2 separate regions of the Homo sapiens genome follow, and region 1 is linked to region 2. The links are chromatin contacts, found by Hi-C or POLR2A ChIA-PET in ENCODE. All regions are on one chromosome and are shown on one strand. The core of a region is the stretch at or near the end of the contact, and the rest is flanking DNA. Distances in the headings are between cores, read along the strand shown. Region 1 holds the start of MTERF4 (mitochondrial transcription termination factor 4). Region 2 has its middle 4.7 kb from the start of GPR35.

Region 1 (4,228 bases), core at 1-2,500, 480 kb after region 2:
ATGGAAGACAATTTTTCCACAGACTGGTGAGGGGTTTCAGGATGATTCAAGCATATTACATTTGTTGTGCACTTTATTTCTGTTATTTTCACGTTGTAATATAAGATGAAATAATTATACAACTCACCATAATGTAGAATCACTGGGAGCCCTGAGCTTGTTTTCCTACAACCAGGAGGTGCCATCTGGGGTTGATGGGAAACAGTGACAGATCATCGGGCATCAGATTCTCATAAGGAGCGCAACCTGGACCCCTCAAAGGCGCAGTTCACAATAGGGTTCGCGCTCCAGTGAGAATCTAAGGCGGCTGGTCTGACAGGAGGCGGAGCTCAGGCGGTAATGCCAGCGAAGGGAGCGGCTGTAAATACAGTCTGGCTGGCTCACTTGCCGCTCACCTCCTGCTGTGCAGCCTGGTTCCTAATAGGCAAGGGACGGTACCGGGGGTTGGGGAACCCCTGCTCTAAAACCTTCACATCGGTCCCAACCCCTTCTCCAGCGTCATCGATTGTCGCCCTGGGGCCACCCTGCCAAGCCCAAGCTCTGGCTGCTCTCCAGCCTCCCCTGTCCAGATGCTCCCTCCGCCAGGAACACCTGGCAGTCGCTGGGGTCAGCGGGCGCGGCCCGTGGAACTGGGCTCAAGCCTAAAGACCTCTATGCTGATTCCGCTTCCTCTTAATGAAAAGTACATGTTATCTTCCTTGTGAAGTTCAAACTCTTGTTCAACAGTCAACTCAGGCCGGGCGCGGTGGCTCACGCCTGTAATCCCAGCACTTTGGGAGTTCGAGGCGGGTGGATCACCTGAGGCCAGAAGTTACAGACCAGACTGGCCAACACGGTGAAACCCCGTCTCTACTAAAAATACAAAAATTAGCCAGGCATGGTGGCGGGCGCCTGTAATCCCAGCTACTTGGGAGGCTGAAGCAGTAGAATTGCTTGAACCCGGGAGGCGGAGGTTGCAGTGAGCCGAGATCGCGCCATTGCACTCCAGCCTGGAGACAGAGCGAGACTTTGTCTCAAAAAAAAAAAATGTCAACTCTATATCCCACAATAATTGAGCAGAGCCACGGGTCCAGGATGCCAAAACCAGGTCAGCGTGCACGGACCTCCGGGAGGGCTCCACGACCTGGCCGTGAAACACTCGGCGGCCGCGGTTCCTCTGCGTCGCTGCCCGCCCGCCTGCGACCCGGAGAAGCCCGCGCGCCCAGCTCGAGCTTACCTGACGGCCGAACGCAGCCATAGCGCGGAGAAGATGGCAGCAGTTACGGCGCCGGAAGCAGCGGTCCTCCCCCGTCCTTCACTTCCGGCCCCCGGTCCGTCACCGACGCCGTTCCCAGCGCCAGCGCGGTGTGGTGGATCGTGATTCCGGCCCGGAGCTGTGCTGAGCGTTCACGGCCCCGCGGGGCTCAGGTGTCCCGGGGCCGCCCCTTAGAAAGCCGGAAGGCCGGAGTCGCGCCCGTCACCGTGCCGCCGCCTCTGCCGCGGCCTCAGCCTTCGGGGGCCTCGGTGTCCGGTTGTTCCCGTTGCACTGCCGTGTCCCGTTTCGCAGAGCTCTGGGCCGCGTGAACGAATGGGTCGTCCTGGCCCATACTTGTGTTTCAGATGACCTGAGAATTCCTCTCAAGAGTACAGGTAGAGGGGAACTGGTTCCTTGCTTCGGGAACTTCACCCGAGAGCGCAGAAATCCTTCCCGAGGCAGGAAAAATGGATTCCGTTCCATGTAGAGATATTTAAGATTTTATTGTGTAAAAATCTGTATTCAGCGTGAACACCGGGGCCACCTACGCACAAAAAGAAGTCTTTACCGCTTTTCTTTCTTTTTACTCTCAGCCAGTGGAAGATGAGAATTTGCCGTTTTTAAAAGACCCAAGTAAAATGACAGGAATTACGGCACATTTCCCTTTATAAGCAAGAGCCTTCCCAACTTCGAGGTCTGGTTCCCTCTTAGGATGAAATATAGTAAAGTTTTAGCCCAATGTGTATTCATTCTTAAATTTCCTCTCTCGACCTAAGAGCGTAGGCATCTTTCACAAGGTGATGCTTGTGAAGAATAAAAAGGTGTGCTTTCTCAGCTGCCTAAATCCTGCCACCAAAGCCTTAATTTATAAGCATTTCTTGTTTTATCTACTTCATTCTGGACTGACATAAAGGATTTGATTCTTGCATGGGCACACATTTACATATCTGCTTTGCGCCAGGCATGGAGTGGGGTGCCAAACAATTTATGTAAAACTGTCTTTTGACAAAAGGATTATGTCAAAGAAAAGGAAGGTTCTAATCCGTGTAGAAACTAAAGAATTGGTTGCTTTGGCAGAGTGCAGTGGCCCACGCCTGTAATCCCAGCACTGTGAGAGGCTGAGGTGGGGGGGATTGCCTGGGCTCAGGAGTTCAAGACCAACCTGAGCAACATAGGAAAATCCTGTCTCTACAAAAAATAAAAAATTAGCCGGGAGTAGTGGCGTGCACCTGTAGTCCCAGCTACTCAGGAGCCTGAAGTGGGAGGATCACTTGAGTCCAGGAGGTTGAGGCTGCAGTGAGCCATGATTGCACCACTGCACTCCAGCCTGCGTAACAGAGCAAGACCTTGTCTCAAAAAACAAAAGGAAAAAAAAAATTGGTTGCCTTTGTTGTTTTTTATAATGTAATTTTCTTCTCAAAATACTCAACTGTCAACATCTCACAATAAATTGTGTTAATGCTACACCAAAAGCCTAAGAAAATCCCATGAGCCACCCCAACTCCCTGGAAAGAATCAAGGAACCTGAACAGTTTGTCTAGCTCTAGAAATAAAATGACAGCTGGGACATGGGGATTACTATGAAAAATTGACATGAGCCCGGGTGTGGTGGCTCACGCCTGTAATCCCAGCACTTTGGGAGGCCGAGGTGGGCAGATCACCTGAGGTCAGGGGTTTGAGACCAGCCTGGAAAACATGGTGAAACCCCATCTCTACTAAAAATACAAAAATTAGCCAGGCATGGTGGTGGGCACCTGTAGTGTCAGCTACTCAGGAGGCTGAGGCAGGAGAATCACTTGAACCTGGGAGGCGGAGGTTGCAGTGAGCCAAGATCACGCCATTGTACTGCAGCCTGGGCAACAAAAGCGAAAGTACTTCTCAAAAAAAAAAAAAAAAAATTTGACATCACCTTCAGTCTTGTGTGAAAACTTTGCTCTCTCGAACCATACTTTAAAAATATGCAGTGGGTTGGGCACGGTGGCTCATGCTTGTAATCCCAGCACTTTGAGAGGCTGAGATGGGTGGATCACCTGAGGTCAGGAGTTCGAGACCAGCCTGGCCAATATAGTGAAACCCTGCCTCTACTAAAAATACAAAAATTAGCCAGGTAACGTGATAACGCACACTTGTAATCCCAGCTACTCGGGAGGCTGAGGCAGGAGAATTGCTTGAACCCAGGGAACGGAGGTTGCAGTGAGCCGAGATTGCACCATTGCACTCCAGCCTGGGTGACAGAGCAAGATTCCATCTTAAAAAAAAAAAAAAAAATGGAGTGGAAAAATTGTCAGCCTCAGCCTCAGAACTTTCCTCTCTGGGTTCTTTCTGCAAAGAACGTTTGCAAAATACCAGACCTTCCACTGCCATGAAGTCAGATGAGCTTTAATTATTTTTTCTTATAAAGAAGTAACAGTTCTTAGAAAGCTCAGACTATGCATTCTCAACCCATTAAACACCTGTCTGCAAACACCATTGTGGCCGAACGCAGTGGCTCATGCCTGTAATCCCAACATTTTGGGAGGCCGAGGCGGGCGGATCATGAGGTCAGGAGTTTGAGACCAGCCTGGCCAACATAGTGAAACCTCGTCTCTACTAAAAATACAAAAATTTAGCCAGGCGTGGTGGTGGGCACCTGTAATCCCAGCTACTTGGGAGGCTGAGGCAGAATTGCTTGAACCTGGGAGGCGGAGGTTGCAGTGAGCTGAGATCGCACCATTGCACTCCAGCCCAGGCGACAGTATAAGACTCTGTCTCTAAATAAATAAACAAACAAACAAACACCATTCTATAACATCCTCTGTGTTATAAGCACCATAAACACTACAAGGTAGGGGTTCTTAAAACATCAGAAAACTCTTTGAATTCTGAAGAGTGAACATCACTGACTTTAATACACACCTGTAAAACCCTTGTACCTTGAATGTCCCTGATAGAGGAGGGTCCTCCCCCACCAACTCCATCAGTCACTTGTGGTGGCAGCGAGGCTCAGGCAGCACT
Region 2 (4,274 bases), core at 1,775-4,274:
ACATGAGTCTAAATCCAAATCTAGAAACCAAGATATGGTCACAGAAGTCCGTCCCTATCCCCATCCCATTTCCACCTGTTTCCTACAGGTAACAGTTTAATTTAAAGCAAATTTTGTAGCTTATCTTTCCATTTGTAAAACATACAGCTGATGGCTCCATCTAAAAACACATCAATTGTCTATATGTACATAAACATGCTTTTTTTCATTTACAAATACATTCTGGAGATGACCATATGACAGTGTGTAGAAATATTTCTCCCTCCTCTTTGCAAGTGCTCAGTGTCCTGTGGTGTGAACACGCTTCATTCAACCTGGGCCCTTGGGAGAGATGCTGAGTGGTTCCCGGGCTGTCCCCACTCCACACCGTGGCAGTGAAGAGCTGCTGAAGTACATGCTTCATAGTCCTTGCGTCTCTCTGTGAGTACATTCCTAGAAGTGGGGTTATTGGGTCAAAGAGTAAATGCATCTCTAATTTGGCTAAAGATATTGCCAAATCCACCTGCCTGGGGGTTTGTGCCACCTTAGAGATCAGTGATCAATGGGTGATATCCGAGGACGTCTTTCTATTGTGGTCAGACTCTTGGATTTTGACCTGACTAATGGAGGAGAAATGGTGTTGCAGTGAACTTTTGATTTGTGTTTCTCTTTTTATGATCGTTTTGAGCTTAATTTGTGTTTCTCTTTTTATGATCGTTTTGAGCATCGTTTCGTATCTTTAAGGAGCAATTTACATCTCCTCTGTGAGCGTCTACTCCCATCTCTATCAGCAGGCGTCTTGCCTGGCTCCGGAGGAAGTGTCTCTGAAGGCTGGTGGTCCCAGGATAGGGCAAAAGAACGGGAGTGAGAACTCTCCACACAGTGCTTCTTCTGGGGTTAAGGACCCTCTGCCTCAGTGGCTCCTGGGCGTGATTAAACTTGCCATTTCCTGGGCCCATCCTAGACAGGCTGCTGCAAGCCAGCCAGGCCGGGATCCTGCTGCCCCGGGGAGGACGTGGGGAAAATCCCTGCTGGAGGGACTGCCCCTTCCTTGTCCAGCCACTGGGTGTTTATGGTTCAGTTTAGGGCGGGGATGACAGCACACGACACACACTCCGCTCTCAAGAGTTACTCCTCCCTCCCCGCCAGACTCCCCCAACCGGAGGTCTCCCCAGAGTGGAGGACCTTCCAGCGGCTGGCAGGCGGCCTCAGGCAGGCAGTGGGGAGCCTCTGCAGGTTCCCGAGCCAGGAAGTGGCACTTAGGAGTGAGGATCTTAGGAGCGGGGCTCTTGGACAGGAGGGCGAGTGAGTTGGGAGGGCCTCAAGCGGGGGCCCGATGGCTCTCTCTGCTGAGAAGGGAGGGCCCTAGGGATGGGGACAGAGAGCTGGCAGTTGAAGGGCCAAGGAGCAGGCAGCTTCCCAGTCACAGAGCCTTGTGCAGAGGAAGGGGAAGGAGTCCGAGAGGGTGGCCCTGCTGTCCAGGGCCAAGAAAAGGGAAAGCCGCTGGAAATAGCAGAAACCTGGCTGGGGCAGCACCCAAGGCCCACCCCGAGGCCAGGTGGGGACCCCAGCGGGGCATCTGGCAGCAGTGGGTCCCCAGGAGCAGGCAGTGGGAGCCATCAGGGTGAGTGAGCTGGCGGGGGTGGCCCAGGGGCTGGGGTCACCTGCCCTCAGCCCAAGGAGCCTCTTCTGGCCTTTGGTGGCCAGGGCTGGGATCTCCCTGCTGGTGGCCAGATGCCTCGACACCCCATAGGCTGGGTGAAGGTGGGGCAGGAGTTCCAAGGCGTGGAGACGGCCCCTGAGTGCCCAGGGGCCTCCTGCTGCAGGTGGGCAGAGCTGGAGGCTCCACTGTGAGGGTGCCTGGTGAAGGGAGGCGTGGGCACGGGGGAGGCAGGGAAGGGCCCTGGGTGCGACTTGCAGCCCCTCAGACCCTCTCAGGACCCCTCCTGCCCCCATCGTGGTCCTCTCAGGGCCCCTCAGGATCCCTTCCAGACCCCTGGGACCCCGTGTCCCCTGCTCGTCCTGCGGTGGTGCCCAGCTCCTGCCAAGGGCCCTGCACTTGGGCTGTGGGGACCCCCTGTGGGGATGGGGCCATCACAGGAGGCTGAGCACAGGGCGGGGTCTTGGCTGGAGGGGACCTTAGGCCACAGGTGCTAGTCTTCTGCAGCCACCCCCCAGGACCCCTGCCCGCTACCTCCTCTGCCCCACAGCTGACAGGCTTTGCCCTCCCCTGCCCCTCTGTGGCCACACACTCAGTTCTCTATACACTTTTATTATGGAAAACATCAAATACACACAAAAGCAGGGCATCTAGGACAGAGACCCTGTGTCCTGGTCCCCAGCCCCTCACAGTGACACCGCCAGGCTTTAGGCAAGATCAGTGGGGGAGGGGAGTTTCCCAGCAGGACGTGCACTTCCAGACCTGGTTCTGTGAAGAGGGGAACAGAAAGTGCTGAGGGTGACAGGGAAACCTCGAGAAGAGGGAGGTGTACTCACATCCTCTCTCGGGGTCCACAACTGAGCCCCCACACAGAGGACCCCACTGGTCTGCCTGAGCTGCTGGGTGGGCAAGTGAGGCACTGGCCTCGGGGGCACAGCGCTTGAAGGGACACCAGAAAAACAGTCATAAAGATAAACCGTAATGTGTTGTTTTATTTCTTATTTATTTATTTATTTATTTTTGAGATGGAGTCTCCCTCTATCGCCCAGGCTGGAGTGCAGTGGCGTGATCTCGGCTCACCACAACCTCCGCCTCCCGGGTTCAAGCAATTCTCTTGTCTCAGCTTCCCGAGTAGCTGGGACTACAGGCACGCGCCACCACGCCCAGCTAATTTTTGTATTTTTAGTAGAGATGGGGTTTCACCATGTCGGCCAGGCTGGTCTTGAACTCCTGACCTCGTGATCCCCCTGCCTCGGCCTCTCAAAGTGCTGGGATTACAGATGTGAGCCACTGCACCCAGCCAATGTGTTGTTTTAGTAAACCAAAACTATGCAAAGGACGCATGAGGATCCAAGCGACTCATTTAGGATGGCAGCTTCACTGCAAAAGGAGTCTCGATTCAGACCTCAAGACATGCTTCGTGGGTCTCACTCAGGAAGGAAGTGGAGGCAAGTCAGAATGTGGTGAGAAGAGAGGGTTTATTGAAAGTTGCTCCATTACAGAGCAGGGTGTCGTCAGAAAGCAAGAGGGGGAACACCCCAGCTTTAACTTTTTCTCATACAGGGGTCTCGTCTGTGTAAAGACTAAGCTAAACTGTGCCTAACATGTATTATTCTATTGATTTAAAGAAAACTGTCTGTCACGGGGTCTTGCTCTGTTGCAACCAGGCTGGAGTGCAGTAGCACGATCTCAGCTCATTGCAATCTCTGCCTCCCAGGCTCAGGTGCTCCTCCCGCCTTAGCCTCCTGAGTAGCTGGGATTACAGGCATGCACCCCCATGCGTGGCTGATTTTTTTTTTTTTTACTTTTTGTAAAGATGGGGTCTTGCTATGTTGCCCAGGCTGGTCTCAAACTTCTGGGCTCAAGCCAACCTCCCACCTTGGCCTCCCAAAGTGCTGGGATTAGAGGCCTGAGCCACCGCGTCCGGCCAAGGGTAGTTGTCTGGAAAGCATATATTGTTCTGGATACCAGGGCACTTGGACACTTTGCTGTCATAGAAGTGTGTCCACGCAGGCGTCACTGGCTGCTGCTTTAGCTGTAAACATCGTATGACCATGGGCTGTGGCTGGCAGGTATGTGCCTCATTGGTCTCAAGGTGGAGCTGAACGTAAACGGCTTTTCTCTGGCTCTCCCAGGCTCCTGCTTCCCTGACATCGCCTCACAGACTTCCCTTCAAAGCAGGGCTGTCCAATCTTTTGGCTTCCCCGGGCCGCATTGGAATAAGAAGAATTGCCTTGGGCCAAACATGAAATACACTAACACTCACGATAGCTGATGAGCAAAAAAAGGTCTCTGCGTAAATCTCATAATGTTTTAAGAAAGTTTACAAATTTGTGTTGGGCCACATTCAAAGCCCGCAGCCCGAGTGTTGGACAAGCTTGCTGCAGAGGCTCCCCTAGATAGGGCTGCAGGGGTGGCGTCCGGCAGCTCTAGCTGGAGAAGCAGGAGGAGGGGCAGGAAGGAATCCTGTTCGGAGCTCCTCGCGTCACACATACAGCCCAGCGGGGTGAAGTGGGAGGGGCTGGCGCTGCTGCAGGGGGCTAACCTTGGGGGTGAGGGGGCAGCCTCGGAGAGGAAGCTGCCCAGGAGCAGAGGCTGGGGGCGGAGGGCCCCGGGCAGTGCCCCCGTGCCCACA

What was found. A loop is a pair of places that touch in the nucleus more often than their neighbours do. ChIA-PET counts read pairs that join two places held with the same protein, here RNA polymerase II (POLR2A). Pooled maps may share reads with other maps.
Region 1: a map with no recorded cell type shows a loop between it and region 2 (7-fold over the local background). The contact joins the promoter of MTERF4 here to the enhancer-like site in region 2. A Hi-C loop is called at or near these places in 3 of 37 single-sample maps with no recorded cell type and 2 of 50 pooled maps. POLR2A ChIA-PET finds 5 or more read pairs at or near these places in 1 of 52 experiments (activated CD8-positive, alpha-beta T cell).

What each region holds. Positions count from the first base shown.
Region 1 is chr2:241,101,037-241,105,264 of GRCh38, forward strand. It overlaps MTERF4 (mitochondrial transcription termination factor 4), which reads right to left and starts at 1,251. Exons shown (of 4, transcript NM_182501.4): 1 at 1,217-1,251. The coding sequence starts at 1,237. RefSeq lists enhancers at 498-1,037, 1,038-1,577.
Region 2 is chr2:240,618,612-240,622,885 of GRCh38, forward strand. It overlaps a transcript of GPR35 not described here. Among named protein-coding and RNA genes, the nearest start is that of GPR35, 4.7 kb to the right of the region's middle. RefSeq lists enhancers at 2,943-3,002, 3,023-3,162. Within about 2 kb of position 3,025, at least 6 of the 41 ENCODE cell types and tissues checked have a DNase peak (open chromatin) inside an H3K27ac peak, as active enhancers do.